Linked DNA regions of Homo sapiens: region 1 is linked to region 2. A link is an interaction called in ENCODE POLR2A ChIA-PET data of the cell type or tissue named here. Cell type or tissue: IMR-90. All regions are shown on one strand. Each heading gives the region's core, and the rest is flanking DNA. Links, peaks and the distances in the headings are about the cores only. Region 1 has its middle 7.4 kb from the start of TTC1. Region 2 holds the start of FAM200C (family with sequence similarity 200 member C).

Region 1 (8,718 bases), core at 380-8,379, 400 kb before region 2:
TGCCCTCTGTTACAGAGATTTCCAGAAAGTCTCATCTCTCTGCTTCTACTGTGTTGTGTGGCCAGTTTTCTACAAATGCCTATTGTGTCACTGGTACTGTGCTAAGATTTTACATATATTGTTACATTTATTCCTCATAACAGCCTTATAGAGAAGGAATTACCAACCTCTGGGTTCTAGTTTATTCCCTGCTATGTGGCTAAAATGTCTTAGATAAATCACATTCCCTCTCTGGACCTCATTTGTTCATCTGCTTTATGAGGGATTGGACTAGATAAGGAGTTCCTAACTTGAGATCTACAAACCCCTAAAGGGACAATGGATAAAATTTAGAGGGAAGGGTCATGACTTTAGATAGGGGGAAAATTACATTCTTATCTTCACTAACTTTTTTTTTTTTTTGAGACAGAGTCTTGCACTGTCACCCAGGCTGGAGTGCAGTGGCCCAATCTCGGCTCACTGCAACCTCTGCCTCCCAGTTTTAAGCAATTCTCCTGCCTCAGCCTCCCAAGTAGCCAGGATTACAGATGACCACCACCCCGCCTGGCTAATTTTTGTATTTTCAGTAGAGATGGGGTTTCACCATGTTGGCCGGGCTGGCCTCAAACTCCCGACCTCAGGTGATCCTCCTGCCTCGGCCTCCCAAAGTGCTAGGATTACAGGCGTAAGCCACCGCGCCTGGCCTCTAACTTTTAACTGAAATTTAGTTTTTCCTTCTTTTATGAACTTAGCCAATAGAACATAGTAATATTAGCAGAGCTTTTGACTTTATCACCAAAAGAATATCAGATATTTCATAGCATATTACAGTTGTTTCAGATGACTTGAAATATTGAATATACTCATCACTACTTCAAAATTGTGGTAGTTATTACACCTGCTATACTTAATGTGTTAATAAAAAGGAGTGTGTGTGTAGACAAACAGAATATGTAGATACGTAGATATATATATCTTGCTAATTTTATTGTTAGTATTATAGGAACTGTATTTCAATATAATTTATTTCCTTCATATTCCAGTATATTTTGTTTTATGCATTTAAAAAAATTTCTCTGAGAAGCGATCCAGAGGCTTCAGCAGCCCACCAAAGGAGTTCATAGAACAAATGAGATGAAGAACTGGACAGAGATCTCTTTGTCCCTCCGGCTATAAATATAACTCTGTCATAAGCTATCGTGGTCTTCCTGATCAAGTCCTTTCAGCTCTCAATTTCCTCAGTTTCTCTTCGGTAAAATGGAAGTAATACTTGCTTTGTCTAGCTCAGAGCTGTTAGGGGAACCAAAGTAATCTTCATGTAAGCACACACGAATGCAGAGCTTACGCATTTTCAATTACACAGGATCGGCTTCTGTAGTGCTGAGTGAATGTTGAGTCTTACTATATTCTTCAACTTGAGACCTATTTCCCAGAGACGCTGATGTTTTTCTGTCACTTCCATGTAAGTGTCCTGCTACAACCATATATTATCTTTTTAGTGCCAGTTTAGGGCTGAATTCATATAAAATTCAATAATAAAGGGGGAACTGCATCTTAAGTGCACTTGGATGGAACTACTTACGAAAATAGAAGATAAAATGAGATTTCGCCAATGGGTCTTGTAGCTCCAATTATCTTAGGCTCTTTGAAAAGCTTGAGTCAATGTACTGTGATTTTAAGTTATAGATCAAACACAGTTCATTTTGTCTACAACTTCTAAACCGGGATAAATGGACAAAGGACAGAAAAATAAGGAAGGTTGGTTTGTCTTGTTCATAATCTGTGTCTTTGGATATCTGTGAATACTTATTAAATATTCATCTAAAAGTCAGCTTAGGTAGCCATAATTAATGTTTCAAATAGCCAAGTAAAGATCTACAAATATATTTTGTTTGTTTGTTTGTTTGTTTTTAGGACAGAGTCTTACTCTGTCACCCAGGCTGGGGTACAGTGGTGTGAACACAGCTGTATTAATCCGTTCTTGTACTGCTATAAAGAAATACCTTACACCCTCTACCTTTGTAGCAGGGGATCTTGCTATGTTGCCCAGGCTGGTCTCAAACTCCTAGGCTCAAGCAACCCTCCCACCCTGGTCTCCTGAGTGGTTGGGATTACAGGTGTGAGTCACCACACCTGGCCCTGTATATGCCTTTTATCTTTGTCACATTTCTTCCTGCCTGAAAGAGGGACATTATGGTCACATTTTAAGGACAGTGCAGGAAAACACTAGAAAGGCCATGGGCCTTATCTGACAGTGTGGATTTGCCATTAAAAAAAAAAAACGTGGGTATGCCACACACTTTTAAAGAAGCAGATCTCACGAGAACTTACTATTGTGACCACAACACCAAGGGGAGATGGTGTTAAACCATGAGAAACTGACCCCATGATCCAATCACCTCCTATCAGGACCCACCACCAGCACTGGAGATTACACTTCAACACGAGATTTAGGTGGGGACACAGATCCAAACCACATCAAAAGCTCACTGCAACTTCAATCTCCTGGGCTCAAGTGATCCACCCACCTCAGCCACCCAAGTAACTGGGACTCCAGGCACATGCCTCCACACTTGGCCAATTTTTCATTTTTTGTAAAGATGGGGTCTATGTTGCCCAGGCTTGTCTTGAACTCCTGGCCTCAAGTGATCCTCCCACCTCAGCCTCCAAAACTGCTGGGATTAGAGGGACGAGCCACCATGCCCAGGCTATGAATATCTTATTTGTTAAATTATGTTTAAGAAAGTACTTCAAATTATGTTTGAAGTACTGCTGAATGCTTTCATAGTCTTTAACTAAAAGACACAGGGTACTGTGAGTGAAGTAGTCTACATGGACAAGCAAGATAGTTCCTAAACAAGCTACTATTTTGATCAGTTTCTCCAAATATTTATGGAAATAGTCTGAGATATTTATGTTGGGGAGGATGTTTGATTTGCACACTGGAAGCTATTCTTTTTTTTTTTCTCGCTTCAAGAGAATTTCAGGATGATGTTGGGGTTTGAGTCATATAAATAATGCCGCTAAAAGTCAGGCTTGAGGAAATTTCTATGCTACTAAAAAAGAAAAAAGAAAAGCCCATTTTTTTTTTTTTTTTTTTTTTGAGACAGAGCGTCTCTCTGTCACCCAGGCTGGACTGCAATGGTGCAATCTTGGCTCACTGAAACCTCCACTTCCCAGGTTGAAGCAAGTCTCTTGCCTCAGCCTCCCGAGTAGCTGAGATTACATACGCCTGCCAACACACCCAGCTAATTTTCATATTTTTAGTGGAGATGGGATTTTACCATGTTGGCCAGGCTGGTCTCAAATTCCTGGCCTCAAGTGATTTGCCCGCATCGGCCTCCCAAAGTGCTGGGATTACAGGCACGAGCCACCATCCCGTCCTGAAAAGTCCACTTTTATATGTATTTTTTAAAAAATCAACTGATTATGCTGGGGGAAGTGGCTCACACCTGTAATCCCAGCACTTTGGGAGGCTGAGGCATGTGGATCACTTATTTTCATTTTCCTTACACAGGGTCTTACTCTGTTGTCCAGGCTGGAGTGCAGTGGCTCAATCATGGCTCACTGCAGCCTTGAACTCCTGGGTTCAAGTGATCCTCCCGCCTCAGCCTCCTGAGTAGCTGGGATTACAGGCATGTGCCACCACACCCAGCTGTTACTTTTTAAAAGACAGGCTCTGAGTATTCTACATATGTTAATTCTCTTATGCATCCCAGTAGCCCTGGGATGAAAATACTGTCATTGTCTCCATGTTACGAATAGGGAATCTGAAGCTTACTTAAGTTAAGGAGCTCGTCCAAGGTGATAGGACTTGTTGGAGCAGAGCTGGGATTCAGTCTTGGCCAGTCTGATATCACAGTTCATCTCTAAAACAGGAGTCAGCACATTACAGACCACAGGCCAAGTCCCCCCTGATGCCTGCTTTTATAAATAAAGTTTTATTGGAACACAGGCATTCTTGTTCATTTATGTGGTGTGCATGGCTGCTTTTGTGTGACAACGGCGTTTGAGCAGTTGTGGATAACTGGAGTGGTGGAGGGTAGAGTCATCCTCTTTAAAATGTGAGCCCCCAGAGTGGGAACTTCCAAGCTGAGATCTCAATCCCCAGAGTGAGCTTGTTGCTGAGGAATTTGTAGTTTAGTCAGCTCCCCAAAAACCCACTATCTCTGCTTTGACCTGAACAGAGGATGACAAAGAAATCTGTCTCCTTTCTGGAGTGAAAATATTTCCTTCCCCTTCAAAATGAGTCTAAATGACAGCTGAAGGTGTTCTGTGCGGTGCTTGGCACCCAGTCAGCACTCAGCAAATGTCCCCTTCCTTCCGACACCTGCCCTTGCCACCAGCTGGACCAAAATTGGCCACCTGCCTAAACTTGCAATGGTTTGTATATCATGGGACACAATGCTTTATGCTTTAAAACCAACATTGACATTTCATATAATAAAGTGAGGGTTGGAAGTAAGTTTCACAACTCAGAATAAACTGTTTGGGTCCAGCTGATGAGTGCGAGGGTGGGGGGGTGCAGTGAGGGGAATATGCTAGGTCAGCCAGGTCAGCCATTCCATTATGGTTGAGGCAGTGAATTATCTTTGTCCAGAAGACCAAGGTGGAGGGCAAAAGGGGAATGAGCACTCAAGTGAGTGGGAGCAGAATGCTTGCCTGGGCAGCCTCTGGATAACTCTTTCGAAGACTGTGTCAGTCTTGGTCCCTCCACCCATCCAACACCAGCATTAAAAGCCTAATCTTTAACCAGGCTCTGAGCCATTTGCCTGACACTGAGAAACGGCTGAGTTTTCCTGCCAAATATATATCCACATTTTTTTTTTATAGATATAAATCACCTTCAAGTCACTTCTCCTCTTTGCAGTTAAGGTTACTAAATCTGCCCAGCACTTTTGTTCTTTAGAAGAATATAGACTTTGTGGTTAGACTGGGTTTTAAGTCCCTGATCCATTCTACTAACTGTGTGACCTTGGGAAAAACTTTTAACCTCTCTGAGCCTCTCAGTCTTATCATTTGCAATAACAGTACTTACCAATTTCATCCACCTGCATAACAAATATTTGAGTGCCTATTGTGTGCCAGACACTGTGAAAAGCTATAAATTTCACAGCAAATAATACAGACAAGATCCTTATCCTTGTGGATCTTACCATCTAATAGAAGGCACTATAATAATCAAGTAAATAAGATTATTACAGATGGTGATAAACGATACGGAGGGGATATAGAGGGTGATGTAATAGAGTGAGCTACTTAAGTGACATTGAAGACCTGAAGTGTGAGAATGAGCAATAACCATGGGAAGAGCTGTTAATGGTATCAAGCCACAGGAACATGGAGCACAGAGGTGTGGCGATGGGAAAAGAGGTGTTGTTTTAGGGCCGGGCGTGGTGGCTCACGCCTGTAACACCAAGACTTTGGGAGGCTGAGGCGGGCAGATCACTTGAGGTCAGGAGTTCAAGACCAGCCTGGCCAACACGGTGAAACCTCGTCTCTACTAAAAAAAAAAAAAAAAGTACAAAAATTAGCCGGGTATGGTGGTGTGCGTCTGTAATCCCAGCTACTTGGGAAGCTGAGGTGGGAGAATCGCTTGAACCTGGGAGGTTGCAGTGAGCCAAGACTGCACCACTACACTCCAGCCTGGGCGACAGAGCAAGACTCCATCTCAAAAAAAAAAAATGTTGTTTTAGGAACAGAGAGTAGTATAGTATCAAGAGGGAAGGTGGTACGAGATGAGGTCAGAGAGGGAGGCAGAGGCCCGATCACATGGGCTTTATGCATAATGGTAAGGATTTTAGATTTTATTCTAATCAGGGTGGGAAGTCAATAAAAGAATTGTACAAGGTTCATATTTTCTTTTCCTTTTTTTTTTTTTAAATCTCTGAGACAGGGTCTGGCTGGAGTGCTGTGGTGTGATCATGTGGCCCACTGCAGCCTTGACCTCCTGGGGTAAAGGAATCCTCCTCACTCAGCCTTCCGAGTAGCTGGGATGACAGGTGCGTGCAATGGCACCTGGCTATTTTTTATTTTTAGAAATAAGGTCTTACTATGCTGCCCCGGCTGGTCTCGAACTCCTGGCCTCAAACACTCCTCCTGCCTGAGCCTCCCAAGGTGCTGCGATTACAGGCATAAGCCACCATGCCCAGCCATGATTCATGTTTTGAAAAGATCAGTTTTGATGCTTTGTGAAAAGATTATAAGAAACAAGAGAGGTCAGGGTTATTGTAAAGATTACCTGCAATTACAAATGTAATGGGCACAGCCCCTGATGCACGTAAATTCTCTATGAATAATAGTTAGTTGTTCTGGAAAGTCTAAGCCTGTCCTGTCCAGTACACCAGCCATTCTCCACATGTGATTACTGAGCATCTGGAATGTGGCTGGTGCGACCAAGGACTTAAATTTCTGATTTTATTTAATTTTAATTAATTTAAATTTAAAAACTGATATTCAATTCAGTTACTGGGAAGTATGTTTGAAAAAACTTACATATATGAATCAATTTTTTAAAATATAGATTTTATGAAATGTGAATGCAGACTCAAGTATTTTTGATGAAAATTTGATGTCCAAATTGAGATACACTATAAAATACACACATGATCCCAAAGACTTAGTAAGAAAAACAGAATGTAAAATAACTTGTTACAGCTGGGCACGGTGGCTCACACCGGTAATCCTAGCACTTTGGGAGGCCAAGGCAGGCAGGTCACCTGAGGTCAGGAGTTCAAGAGCAGCCTGGCCAACATGGCGAAACCCCGTCTCTACTAAAAATACAAAAAATTAGCTGGGCATGGTGGTGCATGCCTGTAATCCCAGCCACTCAGGAGGCTGAGGCAGGAGAATCACTTGAACCCAGGAGCTGGAGGTTGCAGTGAGCTGAGATCGTGCCACTGCCCTCCAGTCTGGGCGACAGAATGAGTGAGACTCCGTCTCAAAAAAAAAAAAAAAAAAACACTTGATAAACATTTTTATATTCATCACATGCCCAAAGGATATTTTAGACATATTTGATTAAATAAAACATTAATTGCATTTAATAATAGTAAATATTAAATTAATTTTACTTATTTTACTGTTTTTAATGCCGATACCAGGAAATTTAAAATTTGACCAGGTATAGTGGCTCACACCTATAAGCCCAGCACTTTGGGAGGCCAAGGCTGGAGGATACCTTGAGGCCGGGAAATCAAGACCAACCTGGTAAAAATAGCAAGACCCTCTCTCTACAAAAAAAAAAAAAAAAAAAAAAAGAGGCACGATGGCATCCGCCTGTAGTTCCAGTTGCTTGGGAGGCTGAGGTGAGAGGATGGCTTGAACCCAGGATGTCAAGGCTGCAGTGAGCTATGATTGTGCCACTGCACTACAGCCTGGGTGACAAGAGTGAGACCCTGTCACAAAATAAAGTAATAAAATATGTGTGGCCCAGTACAGTGGCTTATGCATGTTATCACAGCATTTTGGGAGGCTGACATGAGAGGATCACTTGAGGCCAGGAGTTTGAGGCTGCAGTGAGCTAGAATTATGCCATTGCACTCAGCCTGGGTGACAGAGTGAGATCCTGTCTCTAATAAATAAATAAATTACATATGTGGCTGACATTGTATTTCTATTGGGCATGCTGATCTAAGGGAAAACAAAAATGTAGACATAAATGCACAGGATGCTAATTCTTGATTATGTCTCATCAGAAATTTTAATTCAAAGATTGGAACTGGGAAAAAATAAGAAACAAAAGCATGTTTTGGAAACACTGTAGGAATGCATAATCTACATCATAATTATTTATTTATTTTTATTTTATTTTATTATATATTTTGTTTGAGACAGAGTCTCACTTTGTTGCCCAGGCTGGAGGGCAGTGGCGTGATCTCAATTCGCTGAAACTTCTGCCTCCCAGGTTCAAGCGATTCTCGTGCCTCAGCCTCCCGAGTAGCTGGGATTATAGGCCTGTGTCACCACATCCAGCTAATTTTTGTATTTTTAGTAGAGACAGGGTTTCACCATGTTGGCCAGGCTGGTCTCAAACTCCTGGCCTCAAGCAATCCTCCTGCCTCCGCCTCCCAAAGTTCTGGATTACAGGCATAAGCCGCCATGCCCAGCCTTATTTATTTTTATATACATCTCATTCTCAAGGAGTTCTTTTAGCATCCCTGACTGTTCCTGGATTTTAGACCCTCCTTTGGCAAGCTCAAGAAGCTCAGTCCCGGGGAAACAGAGAGAATGGAGCTCAGGACTTAGAGGGTCCCAGAATGTAAGGTTTTATCCCCAAAACCAACTGGGCTCAATACAACTGATTAGGTGATGGACATGTGTCATTAAGAAACCACTGACCTGCTCCCCCCCAAAAAAAAAAAAGAGGGAAACTGATTCTTTTGCTACTTTCTTGATTTATTGCTATACCCACCACTGGACCTAGTATGATGCCTAGCATTTATTCATTATTCAATAATTTATGTTCAGCACTGATTCTTTCAACAAACTTGGGTGCTCAGTTCCCTATCTGGGGGGTGTGAATGAAACCTTCACAAATATTGCCACTATTAATAATAGTAGTAGTATTCATTAACATAGTAATAATAAAATCACTATTAGTAATTAATCATAATAATGGTAATATCTGTGAGATCTTCATTAATAGTAATAATGATTACAGTAACAACAAACACTTATTGAGTACTTACTGTGCTAGGTGCTATTAATATTAAAGCGGCCAGATGCAGTGGCTCACTC
Region 2 (8,718 bases), core at 462-8,461:
CGAAACCTCGTCTCTACTAAAAATACAAAAATTAGCTGTGCATGGTGATCCCAGCTACTGGAGAGGCTGATGCAGGAGAATCGCTTGATCTGGGAGGCAGAGGTTGCAGTGAGCCGAGATGATGCCACTGCGCTCTCCAGACTGGGTGACGGAGTGAGACTCTGTCTCAAAAACAAAACAAACTGGAAATCATTACAAGATCTGTTAAGAGTCCATTCCTATCCACCTTGACTATGTCTCTCAAGTATATTTTAATTTAAAATTTATCTGTTTTGAACAGTTTTAGGAAAATCAATTTAAAGTATTCTTCTCCATAACCCTCAAAAAGGGAGAACAGGTGGCAAGAATTTTCAAGGGCCTCAAAGATGAACTTACTGCCCAAGAGGCTTGTGTTTTAGAACCTCACAATTTGCACTTGCGCTTTTGTGGTATTTAGGAATTACAATATCCTAAAAAACGTAAACATTAAAAAGCATCATGATAAGGAGATATTGTTAAACAGGCATGATAATGGTATTGTGGTTGTGTTTTTAAAAAGTCCTCATTTGTTAGATACAGACAATTATTTACAAGTGAAATAAGATGTCTGGGATTCCTTTGAAATACGTACTTCAGCACACTCACAAACATGCACAAAGCGGGGTGGAGATAAAAGAAATGACTGGCCTTAAGTTGGTAACTCTTGAAGCTGGATGATGGGTATACATCATTACACCGTTCTATTTTAATGTATTTTGGAAACTTTCCATAATAAAAAGATAAAAAGCATTATCTTAAGATAGATATCACTCATTTTAAGCATGATTCTTTTGAGAGATTATCTTCAGATGCTTAATGAAAGATCTGATATAACAAAGTAAAATGTTTTTGCAAGTTTATGAAGGGTAGATATGAAAAAGTATTACAAATGAGAAAAATCAGTTAAAAGTGAACACTCACAAAACAAATATTTAGGGAATGCTAATATATATATATTCCAGCAGTGAAAACACCAAAGTGCAGCTGTAAACCTAAAACTCCAAACCAAATACAATTCAACTTCTTTCTAGCCACTGCGTATGCAAGATCATGATAGGCGCAGGTGTCTGGGGAGGCAGAGCATTTAACCATTACATTTTACAGTTAAAATCAATAGCCAGGAGAATGGGGGCAGGAACTTGGTGGCTGGGCAGACGCTCCAGGGGCAAACGCCTGGGATCGTGGCTTTGTCACTTACAGGATGGGACCTTTCCAAGCCTCAGTTCCTCCAGAGGGGATAACAGTACCTACCTTACAGGGTTGTTAGGAGATTTAATTATAAGAATGCATGCAAATAACAAGCAGCTCTTAACTGATAGGACCTGATGGTGTTACTGTTAAGGACGGAGATTTTTACAGCCTCCCGGGTGAGATAAGAACGCCAGCTGCTAGGAAAAAAAAAAAAAAGACTCAGCGCGGTCTCCGCCCGCCCGTCTCCAAGCCTGAGGCGCAGGCCTATGGGATGCACGGGCTTCTTTTAGGCGCCCGTTTCAGGCTCCAGTCCCACTCTCCGCTCAGCCTAGGGCCCAGCCTCTGGCCGTCGGAACCAGTAGAGACGGCGGTTCCTCGGGTCCAACCCCCGGGCAGGAATCTGCGGTGCGCCTGGAGAGAGAAGCATCCGCAACAACCTCCGCCTCAGCCAGGCCCGGGTTCCATCCGGGTTCTCCAGGGTGCTTCCCGCCCGCAAACTGGGAGAGGCGTCTCCCACACGCAGGCGCAGTAGCAAAGGGCTGTGGGATGGGCTGGCTGGCTTGAGTATTGAGCATGCGCGCTAGCCCTTCCCAATTTTTTTTTTAAGATTGTGTACGTGGAACAAGAAATCGTTTGTTTATTGTGTCTGCCAGAGAGGATGAACTGTACAATTTCAGGAATGGAAGGGGCTGTAAACTCCACATAGTTCTTTTTAACATGCAGAGCACTTAAACTTTTATATTGTGTCGGGCTTTGAGCTTGGAGATAAAACGCCTGATAATTGCCATGTTCCATGTGGAATAAATGAGAGAAAAAGAGAAGGAAGCTCATTGTAATTTCAGATTAGACATTTCAGCAGTGGAGGATGAGCTTCCATAGCTTGTGTACTGTTGCCTATGCAAGCTGATCCCACTTTCCGTAAGTGGGAGCATAGGGATGAATTTCCATGTCATCATCATATATCTGAAATATTTTTATTTTAAATTCTTTCAACAACATGATTTCAAAGAAATAAACCCATATTAGAGAGGTTTTAGAGAAAAATCCCAAGTAGAAACTAGGAAACGTTGTTGAAAGAAACCGGAATATAGCCCTTTCCTGTTTGGGGGTCTTTCCAGAATTCTTATAAACTTAATGAGTTTACTCATTTTTGTACAATCTTGTTAGAAGCATTCCATAAGACTAGTGTGTGTGAGGAGTGGTGGGGCGTCAACGAATGTGGGCCAGATACATCATTTTCAGGTGTTAAGGGTGAGCCTGGTAAATATTGACGGGCTGCTGAAGTTTTTTGTGGATGGAAGAAACTGCTAAAGACCAGCCTTGTTGGTCAAGAAATTAGGGCCTTCAATACTAGAGAAAGGGGTAGGCTTCAGAATCCCACAGCTAGCTTCATGTCCTGACTCCAACGGTTAGGATTTGTGCAGGTTACTTGGAGTTAATTCCATGTGCTTTTTGTAAAACTTACATATCATCCATTACCCCATGAAATTCTTTTGAGGAAGGAGATAACATTATGACAATTACAGTACATAATTCTCGCACTCAAAAGGCAGCTATTATTGAGATAATAAAATCAAAGCTCAATCTGAGTAATGTCCTAGGCATTATGTTTTTTTCTTTTTTTTTTTTTTTTTTTTTTGAGACAGGGTCTCATTCTGTTGCCCAGGCTGGAGAGCAGTGGCGCAATCTCAGCTCACTGTAACTTCTTGAACCGGGTTCAAGCAATTCTCATGCCTCAGCCTCCTGAGTAGCTGGGATTATAGGCGTGTGCCACCATGCCCAGCTAATTTTCGTATTTTTCATAGAGACAGGGCTCTGCTATGTTGGCCAGGCTGGCTAGGCATTACTTTTCCAAAATAAAACAGAAGACATGATTCTGGATATTACAGAATTCTTCCTAAATCTAAGTAAACCAGGCCTCATAGAAGAGGGAAAGAGGTCCAGAAAGGTTAGGTGACAAGATGCTGAAATTTTCTTAAACTCACAGAAGCTAATCCAGGTTCCCCTCCCTGTCCCATAAACAACTTTTCTGCCAAATATTAGAAATAATGCTACAAACCACTCACAGTTAAGTATTGTCATTTATGTATCTTTAACAAAAGATAAAATACAAAACGGACACAACATCAGCCTTTATGTTGAACCACCCTGTTTAGGTAGGAAAATGAACATTGTTTTTCATTCTTAAAGTAAATAGGAATTAAATCTATTTGCATTGCTGTTTAATTTCATACCAATCTAAAGCTCGACACTATGTATATCCAAAGTACTTGACAATTTGACTCAGTTACTCACACCACTGTTTCTGAGATGCTGACTTAATGCAGTATCCTACAGGTGGTTTTTGGTAGTTTAGAAAAGCCAGTGAGTGGGCTGTTAAAAGTTGATATACTGATGTCAGAGGTTTTGTTAGGCTGTTTTCACTGATTCTACTGTCAGTATTATCTTCACAGTGTTCTGAGAAGAGGCTTCAGGATCATGGCAATCTATTACTAATATCCCTAGAAGCTATCCTTATAATTCTTTCAATAAACCAACTTCAGGTTTTGTTTTTTTGCAAATTTTACAAACAAAGTAACAGCTGCTGGCTATAAATATTAGGATATTCTACAATTTAAAAAATCTAATATTCATGATTGTTACATAGGGGCAATCACAATGAAAACAAACGGTAATGTAAACCATATCCTCTATGATAAAGGAAAGGATTTCTACACCTAGACTTATGTCCAGAATGGTAAAAGACCTACTACTGATCAGTCAATATTGACCCAATGATGAGAAAATAGTTGTTTTCCATTCAAAGACTAACACATTTAGTCTACTCCAGAGGCCAAGGAAGAGAGAATCGCTTGAGCCCAAGACTGCAGGGCATTATGACTTTGTCTGTGAAAAGCCACTGCTCTCTAGCCTGGGCAACATAGCAAGATCCTGTCTCTAAAAAAAATAAAAATAAATGTAGTCACAGAGTTGCTAGTAATTATTTAAAAAAACAAAGCCCTGTTTTTTTCTCAAAACCAAGGTGTGCTAATACTAAATATAGGGCCACAAAAATCGAAGCAATAAAGTTTGAAGCTTAATAAATACAGAGAAAGAGACATTCTTAATAGGTAGAGAGCCAAGGCTTTTTTACATGACTCACATAAAACTGGAAATAGGCCAGGCGCGGTGGCTCACGCCTGTAATCTCAGCACTTTGGGAGGCTGAGGCGGGTGGATCACAAGGTCAGGAGATCGAGACCATCCTGGCTAACACGATGAAACCGTCTCTACTAAAAATACAAAAAATTAGCTGAGCATGGTGGCGGGCGCCTGTAGTCCCAACTACTAGGGAGGCTGAGGCAGGAGAATGGCGTGAACCTGGGAGGTGGAGCTTGCAGTGAGCCGAGATCGCGCCACCGCACTTCAGCCTGGGCGACAGAGCAAGACTCCGTCTCAAAAAAAAAAATAAATAAATAAAAAAAACTGGAAATAAAATCTTAATCCAATTTTAAATTCTATTCCCAAAAGCACACTTCATGTGCCTCTTCTTCTTTTCTTGTTTCCTCAGTATGGAAAGGAGTGAACTTACTGTGAGGCATCTGAAATATTTATTAAAGCCAGGCAGCAAGAAGAATAAACAAGGATTTTTCTATCTACAATCATCAATAAGAAGCTGAAAAGAATGTATCAGCTGCATCTATCTTGGATGGTCTTCTGACTAGTTGCTACTGTCCAAGGAAAGAGGCCATGGGGTCATCTGGCCTCTGACGTTTCATTCTATATGCCTCCATTTCCTCTTCAGTAGGTTCTCGAGTTTCATACATGCTATTGTAAGGCCGCTTCCTCTCATCAATCTGCATGGTCTCCTTGACATGAAGAAGGCGGGCCTCCTCTGCGTTCAGTGCCTATAGTGAGAGGAATAAAATGTGTATCACAGCTCTACATCAGATGTCTTTTCTTCAAAAGTGGCAGAGTACCAACACACCCCACTGAATATGAACTGCTCTATCAAAAACGCAGATTGCCTGAAAGAGCTTTGGAGTCAGCCCTTCTACTGTCAAGCTACAACTAATCACTATTTGGCTTATATGATATTTTTATACAGCACAAAACATTCTATAACATTTTAAATCAATGTTGAAGAAATTTTATTTAATAACAAAAATTAAATGAGGTTCACTTTACTTATACAAGCTCACAAATGATGCTTCTGGTAGAGACTACAATTCTGACTTTTCTCAAGGACTTGCCAAAACTTACAAACTACGGAGCTAGAAGGCAATTCTTTCCGGTCAACATGCCAATAACTCTAAAATGCTTTAGAATGCACATTTCTTCTGTCCATTAGTCATAATTACTAAATACTCCAAGAAGAAGGCAATACCTACACCTCACAATATCTCCATTAATATAACTTGAGCAAATCACTCAGACTCTAGGCTTGTTTCATCATTGTAAAAATGCATTTGGAGACAGGACTAGATCACAGGCCATTACAAATAAAGGCCTTGACAAATAATACTGGCAAGAACGGTGGCTCATGCCTGCAATCCCAGCACTTTGGGAGGATGAGGTGGGCAGTTCACCTGAGCTCAGAAGTTTGAGACCAGACTGGGCAACATGGTGAAATCCTGGCTCTATAAAAAAATACAGAAATTAGCTGCACATGGGGGCATGTGCCTGTAATACCGGCTACTTGGGACACTGAGGCAGAAGAATTGCTTGAGCCTATGAGGTGGAGCTTGCAGTGAGCTGCGGTCGTGCCACTGCACTCCAGCCTGGACAACAGAGCAAGACCCTGTCTCAAAAAAATAAAAACAACCCAAAAAACAAAGAATACTGCTACTTGTCACTTTTACTATTTAGACTTCACAAATTACCTTTTTCAATTTTTCATGCTTCTTTTCTTCATCATCACTATCTGAACTGCTCTTTCGATGCTTCTTCTTTTTCTTTTTCTTCTTCTTCTTTTCCTCTTTCAGTTTTTCTTGATGCAGCTGAAAGGGAGGATTGAAATGCAGTGTTATTAATGTGAAAACAAAGCTCAGGTGCACTACTTGGGCGGCTGAGGCACAAGAATCACTTGAACCCAGGAGGCGGAAGTTGCAGTGGGCCCAGACCGTGCACTGCGCTCGAGCCTGGGCGACAGAATGAGATTCTGTTTCAAAAGAAAAAAAAAAACTCAGGTGCAGGTTTTAAAGCCCTCCCTCCAGGACTTAAAAATTCAGGACAAATGATTATCAACTTACCTCCATGAGGGTTTGAGGTTTTTTCACAGATTCTTCCCCAGTTATCTCATTTATAATACACTCCTCAGAGTTCTGTGGGAAATACATGTAATTTGAGTTGAGTGTCATAGTTACTAATCATCTAAGAACAAGTTAAAATTTGAAACATGAGACAGCATGTTTTAGTTTGACTTAGGAGCTTCGGTTGTTTTATACCTTTAAGAACCAAAGACAATTACTTACAACAATCTCCTTCCCAGCTTCTCCAGTACAATAGGAATACTTGAAAAAAGAGTGACAGCATTTGTATCCCCATCGGCCTTCTTTCCAGTACGATCCCCAGATATGCTGCAGAGAGAGAAATTAAAAAGCTTAAAAAGGAAGCTGAAATTAGAAACTTCTGTATACTGTTGATAAGAGTATAAAATAATACAGCCCATTAAAGGTAATTTGGGAGAAAAATTATGGGGATTCAAGGCTGGCTAACAGGGAGAAGGTAGTCTGACCTGAAGTGTGAGAAGCAGGACCTGTAGTTACAAAACTCTTAAATTCTATTCCCAAAAGCCTATTAAAAAATTTAGGGTATCTGACTTCTCTTGAAAAACGTAGGAGTGGGAAATTCTGGGCCTATATAACCACTTGGCAATAATCAGCTGTTGCTGAACAGTGGATGCCCCATTAGATAGGGCTTGTGTTCTCCAGTTTGTACAATTTGCCTGGCTCACTTCACTCATGTATGATCACTGGTCTGGCTCCTATAGGGAGTTAGGTTTTTGACCCTCAACTAAGAGAGACAATTGTAGTTTGGTTACTTCAAGAGAACAGCAAAGGACAATATATGCTTTATGATGTTTACAATGCAATATGAATATACTACATTACTTATTAAATATTCTTGTCAAAATATTTAACTTATATCCAATCAAGCCGTTAGACCTAAATTCCTATTTATAAAACATACAGGGATAGAGAAACAAGTTATATAACACTACTAGGAACCAGTCAATACAGAATATGAGACAATTTACAAACTAATTGGCCTAATCTGTTAAATGGTCACCGTCATGAAAATGAAGAGATACACTCTAGAAAAGAGACATAATAACCGCATAACGATCAAAAGAAATTTGAAACGAATTCTGACTAAAACAAAAAATAGGTGTTAAAGGCATTTTTCTGTATATTTTGGAAAATGTGATTAATGACTAGATATTAGGTGATATAATGTTAATTTTCTGAAGTGCAATAATGTCGATGTGGTTATATAGAAGAAAATCCTCATTTTAAGGAGATATGTGATACAGCGTTTATGGATAAAATGTCATGATATACATAATTTCCAAATGTTTCAGTCAAATAAATATATACATAAACTATATGTGTGTATATATGTGTATTTTACATATATATGTAAAACTGTGCATATGCACACATACAACTAGACAAAGCATATAAGGCAATATGTTAAAAATTTCAGAATTTAGATGATGGGTATATAGATGAACATAGTATTCCTTCAAAATTTTTCTATTTTTGAAAAAATTCCATGAAACAGTTAAAATTTTTTTTTTTTTTTAAAGCATAGAGAATACAAATGGTTAGCTAATAAAGTTGTAGTGGAAAAATGCAATACAGAGCAAAACCAACAAGGACACAAAATTGTTCCAGTTTAGCACATACTGTGTGATTGTGGATCTTCACATCCTCCTCATACTTAGAGCAGGCAACAGCCCGCTCCTGTCCTTTGATGACTGTCCCATGTCTTGAGTACTCCACATAGTCTTCAGTCTGGGCTAAAAGCAATTCAGCTGGAGGGGCATCCAAATGTTCTTGGCCACCATACTAAAAGGACATTGGACATTATTCAATACATTTTACAACCTGATTTGCATTTAAATTTCCAGAAAACATTTATTTCTAATCAGAAAGAAAGGGAACATTCTTTACTGGGTTTTGTTATAGAAAGCACAGTAGGAAAAAAAAAGCCACAAATTTTTTCTGAGGCAAATAGAAGATGTCTCAGTTGCTATTCATCTGTTGAGTACAGTAAGTTACAAGATGGCCATAAATTCCTCTTATCTTTCTATACATGCCCTTTTGCCACAGGGCTTTGCTTTTCTTCCCATCAAGAGACGAAGTCTTTCTCTGTCCCTTGAATCTGGGCCTGACCATGTTATTTGCTTTGACCAATGAAAGTTGGCAAATGTGATGCAAGCAAAGGCACTTATGTACCACAGCACACTTTTTGCTGCCACTCTCTAGAACTCTGAGAATGCCATTTTAAAAAGCTGTGCTACCCT

The links. Peaks named below come from ENCODE experiments on the same cell type or tissue, not always from the same donor. Only the 100,000 strongest peaks of a DNase experiment are listed, where the experiment ranks them.
Region 1: POLR2A ChIA-PET joins it to region 2 with 10 read pairs; 10 of 35 experiments call an interaction of 5 or more read pairs at or near these places.

The regions. Positions count from the first base shown.
Region 1 is chr5:159,997,333-160,006,050 of GRCh38, forward strand. No RefSeq gene overlaps it. Among named protein-coding and RNA genes, the nearest start is that of TTC1, 7.4 kb to the right of the region's middle. RefSeq lists a silencer at 3,681-3,881. In IMR-90, for the core only: no CTCF peak of the experiment used is centred there; no DNase peak of the experiment used is centred there; H3K27ac peaks cover 588 bases.
Region 2 is chr5:160,398,370-160,407,087 of GRCh38, forward strand. It overlaps FAM200C (family with sequence similarity 200 member C), which reads right to left and starts at 1,685. Exons shown (of 2, transcript NM_022090.5): 1 at 1,270-1,685. SLU7 (spliceosome associated SLU7) reads right to left here. Exons shown (of 16, transcript NM_006425.5): 12 at 8,099-8,260; 13 at 6,662-6,766; 14 at 6,440-6,511; 15 at 6,071-6,187; 16 at 3,272-5,095. The coding sequence ends at 4,916. RefSeq lists enhancers at 1-326, 646-1,331, 1,225-1,374 and a silencer at 6,420-6,620. In IMR-90, for the core only: no CTCF peak of the experiment used is centred there; DNase peaks (open chromatin) are centred at 632 and 1,742; H3K4me3 peaks cover 1,655 bases; H3K27ac peaks cover 1,342 bases.